Regions from separate parts of the Homo sapiens genome. Here region 1 is linked to region 2. Evidence: chromatin contacts called from ENCODE Hi-C or POLR2A ChIA-PET data. All regions are on one chromosome and are shown on one strand. The core of a region is the stretch at or near the end of the contact, and the rest is flanking DNA. Distances in the headings are between cores, read along the strand shown.

What was found. Hi-C counts contacts between places; a loop is a spot of excess contacts on that map. ChIA-PET counts read pairs that join two places held with the same protein, here RNA polymerase II (POLR2A). Pooled maps may share reads with other maps.
Region 1: a pooled map shows a loop between it and region 2 (2.4-fold over the local background). The contact joins the enhancer-like site here to the promoter of PHF24 in region 2. A Hi-C loop is called at or near these places in 3 of 50 pooled maps. POLR2A ChIA-PET finds 5 or more read pairs at or near these places in 4 of 52 experiments (H1, K562, T-cell and 1 more).

The regions. Positions count from the first base shown.
Region 1 is chr9:35,046,389-35,052,845 of GRCh38, reverse strand. It overlaps the pseudogene RN7SL338P. Among named protein-coding and RNA genes, the nearest start is that of SPATA31G1, 7.4 kb to the right of the region's middle. Within about 2 kb of position 1,250, at least 2 of the 41 ENCODE cell types and tissues checked have a DNase peak (open chromatin) inside an H3K27ac peak, as active enhancers do.
Region 2 is chr9:34,956,073-34,962,537 of GRCh38, reverse strand. It overlaps PHF24 (PHD finger protein 24), which reads right to left and starts at 4,253. Exons shown (of 8, transcript NM_015297.3): 1 at 4,137-4,253. RefSeq lists a silencer at 4,126-4,205 and an enhancer at 5,555-5,694.

The DNA of each region.
Region 1 (6,457 bases), core at 1-2,500, 93 kb before region 2:
GTACTCCATCTCAGCTCAGTGCAACTTCTGCCTCCCGGGCTCAAGTGATTCTCCTGCTTCAAGCCTCCCAAGTAGCTGGGATTGCAGGCATGCACCACCACACCTCTGGCTAATTTTTGTATTTTTAGTAGAGATGGGGTTTCACCCATGTTGGCCAGGCTGGTCTCAAACTCCTGACCTCAGATGATCCACCCACCTCAGCCTCCCAAAGTGCTGGGATTTCAGGCATGAGCTGCTGCACCAGGCCTCGAGTTGATTTTTGTATAAGGTAAGAGATGAGGATCCAGTTTCATTCTTCTACATGTGAGTTGCCAGTTATACCTGTATAGCTGTGAACAAGGTGATAGCTCTTTTGGGGCCTCAAGTTTCTTAGTCTGACAAAATGATTGAAAAATGCTTTCTAAACTGTGGAAGCCTGCATACTTAAACCAAGAGGCAAATTGTATAGGCAGTCCATCTTTCCCCTCACATTATACCTAGAAAGAAACTGGAATGTGATCTTACCGTAGCTGATCACTTTATATAGGGTAAACACTGCGATTAGAGGTTGGGTTTCAGACCAAGAATGTGGTATCAAATAGAGGACCAGCAGTATGCCATAGAGGCAAAAACAAAGATGGAACAACATATCTAATGTCTTAAACTATGTTTATATTTGGCCAGGCGCGGTGGCTCACGTCTGTAATCCCAGCACTTTGGGAGGCTGAGGCGGGTGGATCACGAGGTCAGAAGATCGAGACCATCCTGGCTAACACAGTGAAACCCCGTCTACACTAAAAATACAAAAAATTAGCTGGGTGGTGGCAGGCACCTGTAGTCCCAGCTACTCGGGAGGCTGAGGCAGGAGAATGGCATGAACCCGGGAGGCGGAGCTTGCAGTGAGCCTGGGCGACAGATGGAGACTCCGTCTCAAAAAAAAAAAAAAAAATCGATCTATCTATATATATCTAGATAGATCGATCTAAGGTACTGATCCTACAAATTCCCCTGAAAGTTCAGTGGACACAATGCCCGTGAAGGATGCAGGTCTTCCATTTCAGCTGAACTGTGGCAAGTGTCAAATGGTTTGCTAACCCTTGCTCAGCCCCACAACCCACTAGGAGCTTTAAAATACTTAATATAGGATTTGGATTTTTTTTTTTATAAAGCTACTCAGATAAGTGTGAACTCACGTTCCCATGTAAAATGGAAATTCAGAATTGCATTGTCTTTGGAGACCATAGTAGTGGGAGAGGGAAAAGTACCTTTAGTTCCACCCTTGGCCAGCAGGTGGTGAGTTTTGGACTCAGACCCTGTTGACAGGTTTGAGCTAAATAAAGCTTTGGAACAGAACAGTGACACTAGTGAGAGGAATCAAGGAAGCAGCATGTACCTTCTGACTGGCTGATTCTCAACCAAATATACAGAGTAGAGGGAATATGATAGAGTGGAAAGAGCACTGGATTGAGAATTTGAGCTTGACCTCAGAGAACCTCATGTTAAAGCCTTACTATCAGGAAACAGAAGCTATCAACAAGGCACACAGTGTTAATGGGGCTGCAAGGAAGGCAATGCCATGTAAAATACGGTTTCTAGGCCTTAAAGGAAGGTGGGAAACTTGATGTGGAGAAGTGGAGGAGAACAGTTTGAGGCACAGGTCAGAAAGTACAGCACTTGCTCATAAAGCTTAAAGTTAGACTAGCAACAAGAGTCCTGGGGTAAATTTGGAGAGATCAGGAACCATGTTGTGAAGACCCTCAAATGCCAGGACTGAACTTTCTTACAGGTGTGGGTCATCTGGAGGATTCAGGCAAGAAAGTGACATAGGCTTCAGCGTTAAATAATTCAATTTATTTCTTGTGGCAAAAAAAAAAAAATCCAAATAATTCATCCAACGGTTTCCAAGTGTACAGTACAATATTGTCAATCACATGTACGTGGTTATGCGTAGACACTTTACATTAAATAACCTTTTATTTTTATAGAAGCAGTAATGTGCATTGTAGAAATTTAGAAAAATAGGCCAGGGCGTGGTGGCTCACACTGGTAATCCCAGCATTTTGGGAGGCCAAGGCAAGCAGATCGCTTTAGCTTGGGAGTTTGAGACCAGACTGGGCAACTTGGTAAGACCTCATCTCTACAAAAAATACAAAAATTAGCTGGGTATGGTTGTGTGTGCTGGTAGTCCTAGCTACTTGGGAGGCTGAGGTAGGAAGATCACTTGAGCTCAGGAGGTAGAGGCCACAGTGAACAGTGATCTTACCACTGCACTTCAGCCTGGGTGACAGAATGAGACCCTGTCTAAGAAAGAAATTGGTAAAAATATAAGCAAAATTAAAAAAATATTTCCAATAACCAGAGGTCATCACTGTTTTAATAACTTTAGTGCATATGTTTCTGGATCTTTTTTGTGTATGTGTACGTGTCTATACATGTGGTATTTTTAAACCCAAATTGAGATCATACTGCATTATAACTTTTTCGTTTTGGTCAGTATCTTTTTTTTTTTTTTTTTTGAGATGGAGTCTTGCTGTGTTGCCCAGGCTAGAGTCCAGTGGTGAGATCTCGGCTCACTGCAAGCTCCACCTCTTGGGTTCACGCCATTCTCCTGCCTCAGCCTCCCTAGTAGCTGGGACTACAGGCACCCACCACCAAGCCCGGCTAATTTTTTTGTATTTTTGGTAGAGACAGGGTTTCACCATGTTAGCCAGGATGGTCTCGATCTGCTGACCTCGTGATCCACCACCGCCTCGGCCTCCCAAAGTGCTGGGATTACAGATGTGAGCCACCGTGCCCGGCCTTGGTCAGTATCTTTACCTTTCCCTTTATGTAAATGTTCTTGGTTGAGCGTGGTGATGGTGGCTCATGCCTATAATCCCAGCACTTTGAGAGGTCGAGACAGGAGGATTGGTTGAGGCCGGGAGTTTGAGACCAGTCTGGGCAACAAGAGTGAGTCCTCATTTCTACAAAAAATAAAAAAAAAAGTTTGCTGGGCATGGTGGTACACAGCTGTAGTCCTAGCTACTCAGGAGGCTGAGGCAGGAGGATCACTTAAGCCCAGGAGTTAGAGGCTGCAGTGAGCTGTGATTACACCACTGCACCCTAGCCTGGGTGACAGAGCATGACCCTGTCCCTAAAAGCAAAATTCTAGAGGTCAAGAACCAAACTAGATACCCATACCATATTCGGAGTTTCCCCCAAGCGACCCAAATATCATTCACAGCTATTTGGACCAAACCAATATCTAACCTAGGTCCACAAGTTGGCATCTGTTAGATTCCTTTATTCAAACTTTGAAAAATAAGAGACAGGGTTTCGTTCTGTTGCTCAGGCTAAGAGTGTAGTGGCTATTTACGGGTGCTATATCGCTACTGATCTGTGCAGGAATTTTATCTGCTGTGTTTCCCACCTGGGCCAGTTCACCCCTTCTTAGGCACTGGTGGTCCCCCACTTCTGGAAGGTCACCATTATTGATGCCAAACTTAGCATCATTCGGTTCCCAATCGTCATGGCACACTACATCCTGGGCTCAAGGGATTCTCCTGCCTCAGCCTCCCAAGTAGCTGGGCTTATAAGTATGTACCACCACCCCTAGCCTTTTACTCAAACTTTTATGACACTTGTTGAAGAGATCGGGGCAGTTGATCTCCAGAGAATTGTAGCCATGTGCAGGATGGATTAGAAGGAATAGAGCAACCAATTTAGTGAGAAATAATGACTAAGACAATAGTGATGGTGGAAATGGAGAGGGGAAGATGGATTTGAAATACATTTCATAGGTATAATTGACAAGTTTTGTTTTGTTTTGTTTTGTTTTTTTGAGATGGAGTCTTGCTCTATTGCCCAGGCTGGAGTGCAGTGGCATGATCTCAGCTCACTGCAACCTCCGCCTCCTGGTTCAAACAATTCTTCTGCCTCAGCCTCCCAAGTAGCTGGGATTACAGGTGCACACCACCACACCCGGCTAATTTTTGTGTTTTTAGTAGAGATGGGGTACCACCCAGGCTGGTATCGATCTCCTGACCTCAAATGATCCTCCTACCTCGGCCTGCCAAAGTGCTGGGATTACACGCATGAGCCACTGAGCCTGGCTGACAAGATTTGGTGATGGCTTAGATCAGGGAGGAAGGAAGAGTCAAAGCTTAAGTATTTAGGTGGATGTCATGCATTTTGATAGGAATGGGCGTGTTGGAGGAAAAAGTTAAAGGGAAAATACGTTTTTGGACAAGTCAAATATGAGATAATGTCTGGTATGCTGTTGAATATGGGGACCTGAAGCCTAGAGATGCTTAGAAATGACTCATGTTTTTACAATACACCATATTTAATGGAATGGGCTCAAGACATTCTATTTTTAAAAAATGGTATTGGTAAATTGGACATGATTTTGGGGAAGGTTAGATTATCACCTCATACCATAAAAATCGGTAATCTAAAACATAAATATGCAAAATTATCAAAGTGCCAGGAGAAAATGTTTTAGAAGTCATGAAGTAAAGTGTTGGTAGATTTAACTACATAAAAAAATTTTTCTTTGATACAATAGAAGTCACCATAAAATTAGCCAATAAGATACAAATTGGAAGAAAATATTTGGAACATACATAATAGTTTGGGTCACTATCTCTGTAGGCAGGATCATGGCCCTCAAGATGCCCACGTCGTAATCCTTGGAACCTATGTATATATTATTTCACATGGAAAAAGGGGCATTAAGGTTCCAGGTGGAATTAAGGTTGCTAATCAACTGACTTCATTTATTTATTTAGAGACAGGGTCTTGCTCTGTCGTCAAGGCTGGAGTGCAGTGACATGATCTTGGCAACCTCCGCCTCCTGGGTTCAAGCGATTCTCCTGCCTCAACCTCCGGAGTAGCTGGGATTACAGGCACACATACCATGCCAGGCTAATTTTTGTATTTTTAGTAGAGATGGGGTTTTGCCATATTGGCCAGACTGGTCTTGAACTCCTGGCCGCAAACGATCCAGCTGCCCTGGCCTCCTGAAATGCTGGGACTGTTAAGGCATGAGCCACTGCTGCGCCTGGCTATCAACTGACTTTAAATTGGAAGGGTGTCCTGGATTATTCAGCTTTGTCCAGTGTAATCATAAGGGTCCTTAAAAGTGGAAGAGGTAGGGTCGGGCGCAGTGGTTCATGTCTGTAATCCCAGCACTTTTTGGGAGGCCGAGGCGGGTGGATCACTTGAGGTCAGGAGTTTGAGACCAGCCTGACCAACATGGAGAAACTCCATCTCTATTAAAAATACAAAATTAGCCAGGCGTGGTGGCGCATGCCTGTAATCCAAGCTACTCAGGAGGCTGAGGCAGGAGAATCACTTGAACACAGGAGGCAGAGGTTGCAGTGAGCCGAGATTGTGCCATTGCACTCCAGCGTGGGTGATAAGAGTGAAACTCTGTCTCAAAAAAAAAAAAAAAAAAAATGGCTCACGCCTGTAATCCCAGCACTTTGGGAGGCCAAGGCGGGCGGATCACGAGGTTAGGAGTTCGAGACCATCCTGGCTAACATGGTGAAACCCTGTCTCTACTAAAAATACAAAAAAATTAGCCCGGCGTAGGTGGTGCACACCTGTAGTCCCAGCTACTCGGGAGGCTGAGGCAGGAGAACGGCATAAAACCTGGGAGGCGGAGCTTGCAGTGAGCCGAGTTCGTGCCACTGCACTCCAGCCTGGGAGACAGAGCGAGACTCCATCTCAAAAAAAAAAAAAAAAAAAAAAGTGGAAGAGGGAGGCAGAAGAGGTCAGAGTGATACAATGTGAGAAGAACTTGACTTGCCTTTGCTAGCTTTAAAGATAGAAGAAGGGGGTCAGTAACCAAGGAATGTGGGCAGCCTCTAGAAACTGGGAAAGGCAAGGAGTGAATCCTACCCAGAGCCTAGAGAAAAGGATGTAGGCCTGCCAACCCCTTGATTTTAGCCCTGTGAGACATGTGTCAGACTTTTTTTGCGGGGAGGAGACAGGGTCTCTTTTGCCCAGGCTGGCATGTAGTGGTGCAGTGGCTCACTGTAGCCTTGACCTCTCTGGTTCAGGTGATCCTCCCACCTCACCTTGCCCAGTAGCTGGGACTATAGGCATGCACCACCATGCCCAGCTAATTTTTGTGGTTTTTTTGTTTTTTTTTTTTTGTAGAGACAGGGTTTTGTCATGTTGCCCAGGCTGGTCTCAAACTTCTGGGCTCATGCTATCAGCCCATCTCAGCCTCCCAAAGTGTTGGGATTACAGATGTGAGCCACTGCACCCAGGCTCCGTGTCAGACTTCTGACAAAATAAATTTGTTTTGTGGTAATTTGTTACAGCAGCAGTAGAAAACTGTAATACATTGACTAATACAATGTCCAACAAATAGTGCATTAGAAAATGGGTAGAGGATATGACCCGGTGATTATAGAAATCCAGACGGTTACTAGACGTATTAAAAGACACTTGTTTTCATGGCCTTGGAGATGGATGAGCTGACCCAGGG
Region 2 (6,465 bases), core at 3,004-5,503:
AGGTGCTTAATAACTGATGGTAGAATGAACAAATGGAAGCTCATTCAGCCTGTGAGAATGCAGTGAGTATGTGCGTGTGCAGGGGGCATAAGTGTAGGATTGAAAAAAAAAAGGTGTTGCTTGAGCTAAATTTTGAATATGAGTAGGAGTTACATCAGTGGATAAGGAAAAAAAAAAAAAGCATTCCAGGAAGAGGTAACAGCACATGCCAAGGCATGGAGCTATATGGGGACTCCATCATGACTTAGATGGTATGAAGCCAGCCTGGGGGCTAGATAGAAATAGGCAAGGAAACGTGTCTTCACATAAGAATTAGCATCAGCCCAAAGAACTGGTTTGAGATAGTATGCTTAAAATATTTGTTAGAATATGTATTTGAGTTTCAAGGAGGAAGAAAATCCCAGAGAATTGGATTTGCTGAGGCCAGGAAGAGGGACTGCCCTGATAAGTTCCAGCGCTGACCAGTGAGTGCATTGTTTGGCCTTAGGACCCAACAGGAAACTCCTTCGCAACCTAAGAGCTCGTAGGTGGTGACTGTAGTGAATCACTGGGGCTTTCCCTCTGGGAGACTCCTAAGCCTCAAAAAAACAAACATACAAAAAGAGAGAGAGCCAATTAGCCCACACAGCTCTGCTTCAGTGAGAGGACCCCAGTAAGATGAAGCATTTCTCAAAACCAAACAGCCAACATATATCTAAAAGGGCTTCATAAACTGTAACATGCTATCTAAATAAAAGGTTCTGTCATTACTATCATAAGGAAGGCAAAAATGTGGTCAGTTTACACTCAGAGTATATGGGCAAAAGTAATTTTGGCAGGGCACTGGCAGGAGGGCTGAATGTGGCTGCCAGAGGAGGCATAGCACAGCAGCTGAGTTTCAGTGATGCTTGGGAAAAGGCATACTCTATATTGGTTCCTGTGGATATTCTGTAATGCCATAATTTCCCCCTTACTTTTCCTACTCTTTATAGTGAATGATTAGAGAAATGCAGACTGATTCTATGTGAACTCCTCAAGGGCAAGAAACTCTCATATTTATCTAGCATAGTGCCTGGCAAGTAAGTAGCACTTAGTAAATGTAAGTGAGTCTCTGAGGGGATTGCTGGAAGAGTGGGGAGAATGGAGGGGGATGTGCTAATGGAAAAAATAATCATGTCTTCAGCTGGACACTGATGGTCTTGGTTTCTTGGTCCAAAGCTGGCAAGCAATTCCTGTCAGAATTTGGTCATTAAGATTGAGGGGTGGAGTGGATAATGATATTCCCATCAGAAATGAATAAATCAATTTGGGACATGAAGATAGCAGAAGCCAAGCAGCACTGCTGGAGAGAAGCGTGTGGGACTAAAAGATAATAGATTCTGTAGCTAAAGAGAAGGGAAACTATTTGCATGAATGTGATTCACTTAGGAACAGGTGTAGTGGAAAAAATTGCAAGGAGTCGGGGAAATGGGCCTGGGGAGGTCTTACTATCCATGTTGAAGGAAAGGAATGGCAAATGTTAGAAGAAGACAATGTTAGAAGATTGGAGAATATGTGAAAGATCAAAGGTTGAGAAATCCAGACAGTAAAATCCAGACACATTTGGGTAAGCTCAAATGAAACTGGGTGAGCCGTTCTCTCCCCTTTTATTTCCCTTTGGAGAGAGCATTTTTGAGAAGGTTAAGGCCACCTGGTGACATCTTTCGTGCACATTCTGGAATGATTTGATTTGCAGACTCATGCTGTGACTAGGGAGAGTTAGGCTGTATTCTTAGGATTTTTGAAATCTTAATTTTACCCAATGCTGGACATGGGGAAGCTGATATCCAAGGTCCAAGATTAGGGGAGAGCCTGGATCCATTTAGTGATTTTTCCAGGGTCATGAGTGGGTGTGATAATAAGCACCCTCAACAAAAGACCAATTTAGGAATAAAACCTCAATGACAAATCAATGATCTGGAACAAAGATCATATCTTCAGGTTTGGTCCTTCTGACTTTCTTTAAATATATGCCTACCTATTTATTCTGATCTGTTAAGCTGATCAGATGGGTTTGAACTGAAAGGGGGATTATAAACAACTTTACAATGGGGAGGTCCTAACCAACAAAAACCTTTGTCGGGCTTTACTCCACTGAGTTGCGCGCAAGGTAGCATCACTGAGTTAAAAGAAAAAAAATCTAACAACTGGTAAACTATGTTGTTCTGTTTTCCCACTAGCTTGGTCTCTCTCCTCACTATGTAATTCCAGGAGCCAAAGGAAGCCACTTCTGTTCAAGGAGGATTTAACTAGGTTTGACTGTGTGGAAGAAAGCAGGGAAGGGGAGCAGGAAAACCCTTCCAGAATGGCTCTAATGAATATCATTGCTTGGCCCTCTCACCACTCCGTTTTTGGACAAGAAACCAGAATCCATCCTTGGAGCTCAAAGTTGAACTCTTGGGATTCAGCTAGAATGAAAACAACGAGGGGGCGAGATGAGGAGGCAACACTATGTCTGGCGCAGACCCTTTGCGCTCCCCCTAACAGACTCCCAGTGAGCCTTCCTTGGCTCTGCACCTTTCCTGTCCTCCTCCTCCTCATGCAGAGGCACTCTTGGGCAAAAGTGTCCTGAGTGCTATCTGTGGACCATTGTCCACCGGTGCATGTAGTCAGAGGGTCACAAGGACAGTGTGGATCGTGCTTCCTAAAAGTGATCCTGTCTCTCCTTTCTCTCCTTCGAGTATTCGGTAGCAGGTAGGGTGGTCTTGGGACACTCCATCCGCAGAAGGGTCCCCCTAGATCCCCAGAGAAAGCCCTGTCAAAAACCACACCCAGAGGCCTCAATTAGGTCCAGAGCCACCCCAAGGCATCATGACAGTGGGACTGCCAGTGAAGGAAGCCACACCCTGAAATCTGGGGATTCTGTGGAAATCAGTTCCTGCAGCAATCTCATGGCCAGTTAAACTGTCCTCATCCACTTATTTAATCATCACATTTACTGAGCTTGTACCACTGCAAAACCCTATGCTCGGCAGGCACCTTAATGCAACTTATTAACAAATATCTATTCTTTCTTCTGCTGCTCCTTAGTACTTTTTCCCAAATAAAATTTGAAAAACATTTTATGATTATGTTTTTCATCAGCTTTGTGACCTTGGGCAAATTGCTAAACCTCTCTGAGTCTCAATGTTTAAAAGGGGATAATTTCACAAAGCTGTTGTAAGAGTTATATGAGATGTTTAAACATACCTAGTATACTGCCTAGCGTACTGGTGCTCAACAATCCCATACATCCTTTATTCCTTCCTTCAAAGGCCTTTCCCTCCAGGACCTGCCAAAGTCAGTTATTCCACCTGATCTTACTGCTTCCTTCCGCACGGTCAAACCTAGGGGCTCAAATCTCCTATCTTTGCTTTAGAGGCCTCACTGGTCCTCATCCTCGGCTTAGGGCCCTGTGCTCTCGCAGCAGTTTCTGTCTCCACTAAAATGCAGCGTGGAGCAACTGGGCTACCATGGAGAAGAAAAATCCGAATGGGGAAAGAGGAGGAATGGAAAGAGGCTGCAGCCCTAGAAGGCCCCCACCTCTGGGCCACGGTGTGGGGATACAAGTAAGGGCACATGGAACCCTACAGGGATCCCGGTGGAGGCCAAAGTCCTTGGAGCCGTGGGAAGTCACTCATGGATCCCATGGGAGGATCCCCCTCCCCAGTCAGAGGTTGCTTCCCACAGTTCTAGGGCACAGTCTCAGGTCCTCCTTTTCTAGGGAGCCCTCTGGGGGCTCCACCACCTCGAGGTTCCTGCGGCTCCCCTATGTTCCCAGGTGGTCTTCCATTGAGCCAGCTCCAGAGACCACCCTTGTGCCTGCTCCCACAGTGACACAGAAGGGCTCTCTGGGGCCAGTCCCCTCCACGCTGGGGCTCCCTATGGCAGCAAATGCAGACAGCGCCGCGGGAGTCCATTCCCACAGGGGGTCTTTATGGGGGCGGCTCCCCACAGCACCTCAGGGACTCCCCCAAGGCGTAGAGGCAGCAGCTACTTGGGGTTCATCCAATGACACAGGGGGGCCACCTTGGAGGCGGCTCCCACACAAGCACCTCAGAGTCCCGGAGGACTGTCCGCGGCCGCAGACCCGCCCCTCAGGTGACGGCCCGGTCCCCGCCGCCCCCGCCCCCGCTTACCGGGACCGTCCGGGTGCGGGACGCGGCTCCGGGGCGGCGGACTCTACACACCGCGGGCCCCGCGCAGCCCACGGCAGCCCGAGAGCCGGCGTGCTGGGCCGAGCGCCGGCAGCAGGCGGCGCGGGCGGAGCGGCAGGCTGAGGAGGCGGCGGCGGCGGCGGCGGCGGCGGCGGCGCGCGCGGCCGGAGCACACCCACCCGCCCCGGGGGGCTGCGGCGTGTGCACCCGCGCGAGGTGCCCTGGGCCGGCCGGTGGGCGCGCCCCGCCCCGCCCAGTCCTCTTGCGCCTCCAGGAGACGCCCTCGCGGCTCCGCGGGCGGCGGGTGACCGGCGACGGGCGCGCGGGCGTGGGGCGCCGTGGGAATGCGGGAGGACGGCGGACGGCTCCGATGAGCAGACGGCCCAGGTGCCCGTGGGCGCCCCCCACGAGCGCCCGGCACTGCGGCGCGGGGACTGCGCCAGCGGCCGACTGCGGCAAGGACAGTGCCCGCCCGGAGGAGGCGGCCCGGAGGGGGCGCCTTGGGGGCGCTGGGGCCGCTCACCGCTCGCGTTCCGCGCCGGGGGTTGGGTGGGGGGAAGGCGGGGTCCGGGTGGATGCCGCCACCAGCACGTGCCCGGGGTGGGGAGAATGACTCATCCAGCAGGGCCTACCAGCCGTCCCCCGCAGGGCTCCGGGCTCACGACCCCTGGCACTGGGGCACTCACCTTTGCAGTACCCCACTGGCCTCCGGAGGGTCCCAACGAACCTTCACATAATCCTCGGCTGGCCCAGCCTACCCTATGCGCTGTTTTCTGGGATTATTGGTTTTTCATCTCCAGCAGCGAGGCTGTGCTGTCGTGTAACCCACTTTTTGCTGCAGCAACCTCATCCCTCACAATATCCAAACAGCTAGCTTGTCAGAAGGCCAGCAATTCTGAGGGCTATAATGTGCATTACACCAAACTACATGCTTTGAAGAGGGCAAGAAAAAGATAAAATCGTAAGATAGCCAGCAACTAATTATAAGGAAAAATTGAAGATATGCAAATGATATGTCGAGAGCCCTTTAATTTATATTAATTGCACTTACATTTTTAAAATACCTTTATTTTCTTGTGCATTCAATTTATTTACCTCAAATATAATGCATGTCATTTTTTTGAGCGTCTAGTATTTGTTACATACTGTGCTAGGTACCCTGGTGCGATATAAAAAAGAAATTTTGCCCTTAACATGGAATTTACCAATAGAGGATATAAGGCAAGTATGGTATATTTCTATCACTTTAAAACACGAAGTGCCAGGTACTATTCTAAATGGTTTAAATATGTTGTCATTAATTTTCACACCATCCCTTTGAGGGAGTCTACTGTTAGTTTCGACATTTTGCCAGTGATGAAACTGAGGCAAAGAGAGGTTAAACAACTCGCCCAAGGTCACATGGCTAATATGTGATGGAGGTGAGACTGAAATTCAGGTATTCTGATTTCATACCGCAAGCTCCTATTTCTCAGTCCTGCCACTGAGAAAGGAGAGGCTATAAACCATTAATATATGGAGTTCTAAAATTAGTACTTATTAGTTCTAAAATTAGTGCTTATTTCTCAAGAGACACTATGGTTATTTTGCTTGTTGTGAAACTAGCACTAAAAAGCAGACTGAGCCTTCCATATAGTCTGGGGGTCCCCCCCTAACTTTCTTTAGAATTACATCATACCGACAGTTTCACAGATAGACTTCTCTGAACTGTTTTTAGTAAGTGTTTTATTTCTAGGCTGTCTGATGGGCTTATATGGAAAAGGAGGTTGTAACATCATCATATAAATCTCTGTCGGTTAATTCCTTCCTTCATTCAAAAAAATTTATATTGTGGCCAGGCGTGGTGGCTCACGCCTGTAATTCCAGCACTTTGGGAGGCCGAGGCAGGTGAGTCACCTGAGGTCGAGACCAGCCTGGCCAACATAGTGAAACCCCACCTCTACTAAAAACACAACAATTAGCCAGGTGCAGTGGCACGCGCCTGTGGTCCCAGCTACTCGGGAGGCTGAGGCAGGAGAATCTCTTGAATCCAGGAGGCAGAGGTTGCAGTGAGCCAAGATCGCACCACTGCATTCCAGCCTGGGTGACAGAGCGAAACTCCGTCACACACACACACAAAAGTACATTGTGTATCTGTACAATGCCAGGCATTGTGCTGAGAACTAGAAAGGGTGCAAATAAGAGTAAGACACAGTACTTTCCCTCAAAGAACTATAATCTCATAGAGGACAAGCATTGACAGAGAACCATAATCATAATACAAAAGAGAAAATCAGTGTGCGCAATAGAGGAATGAAATACAATGGAAGTT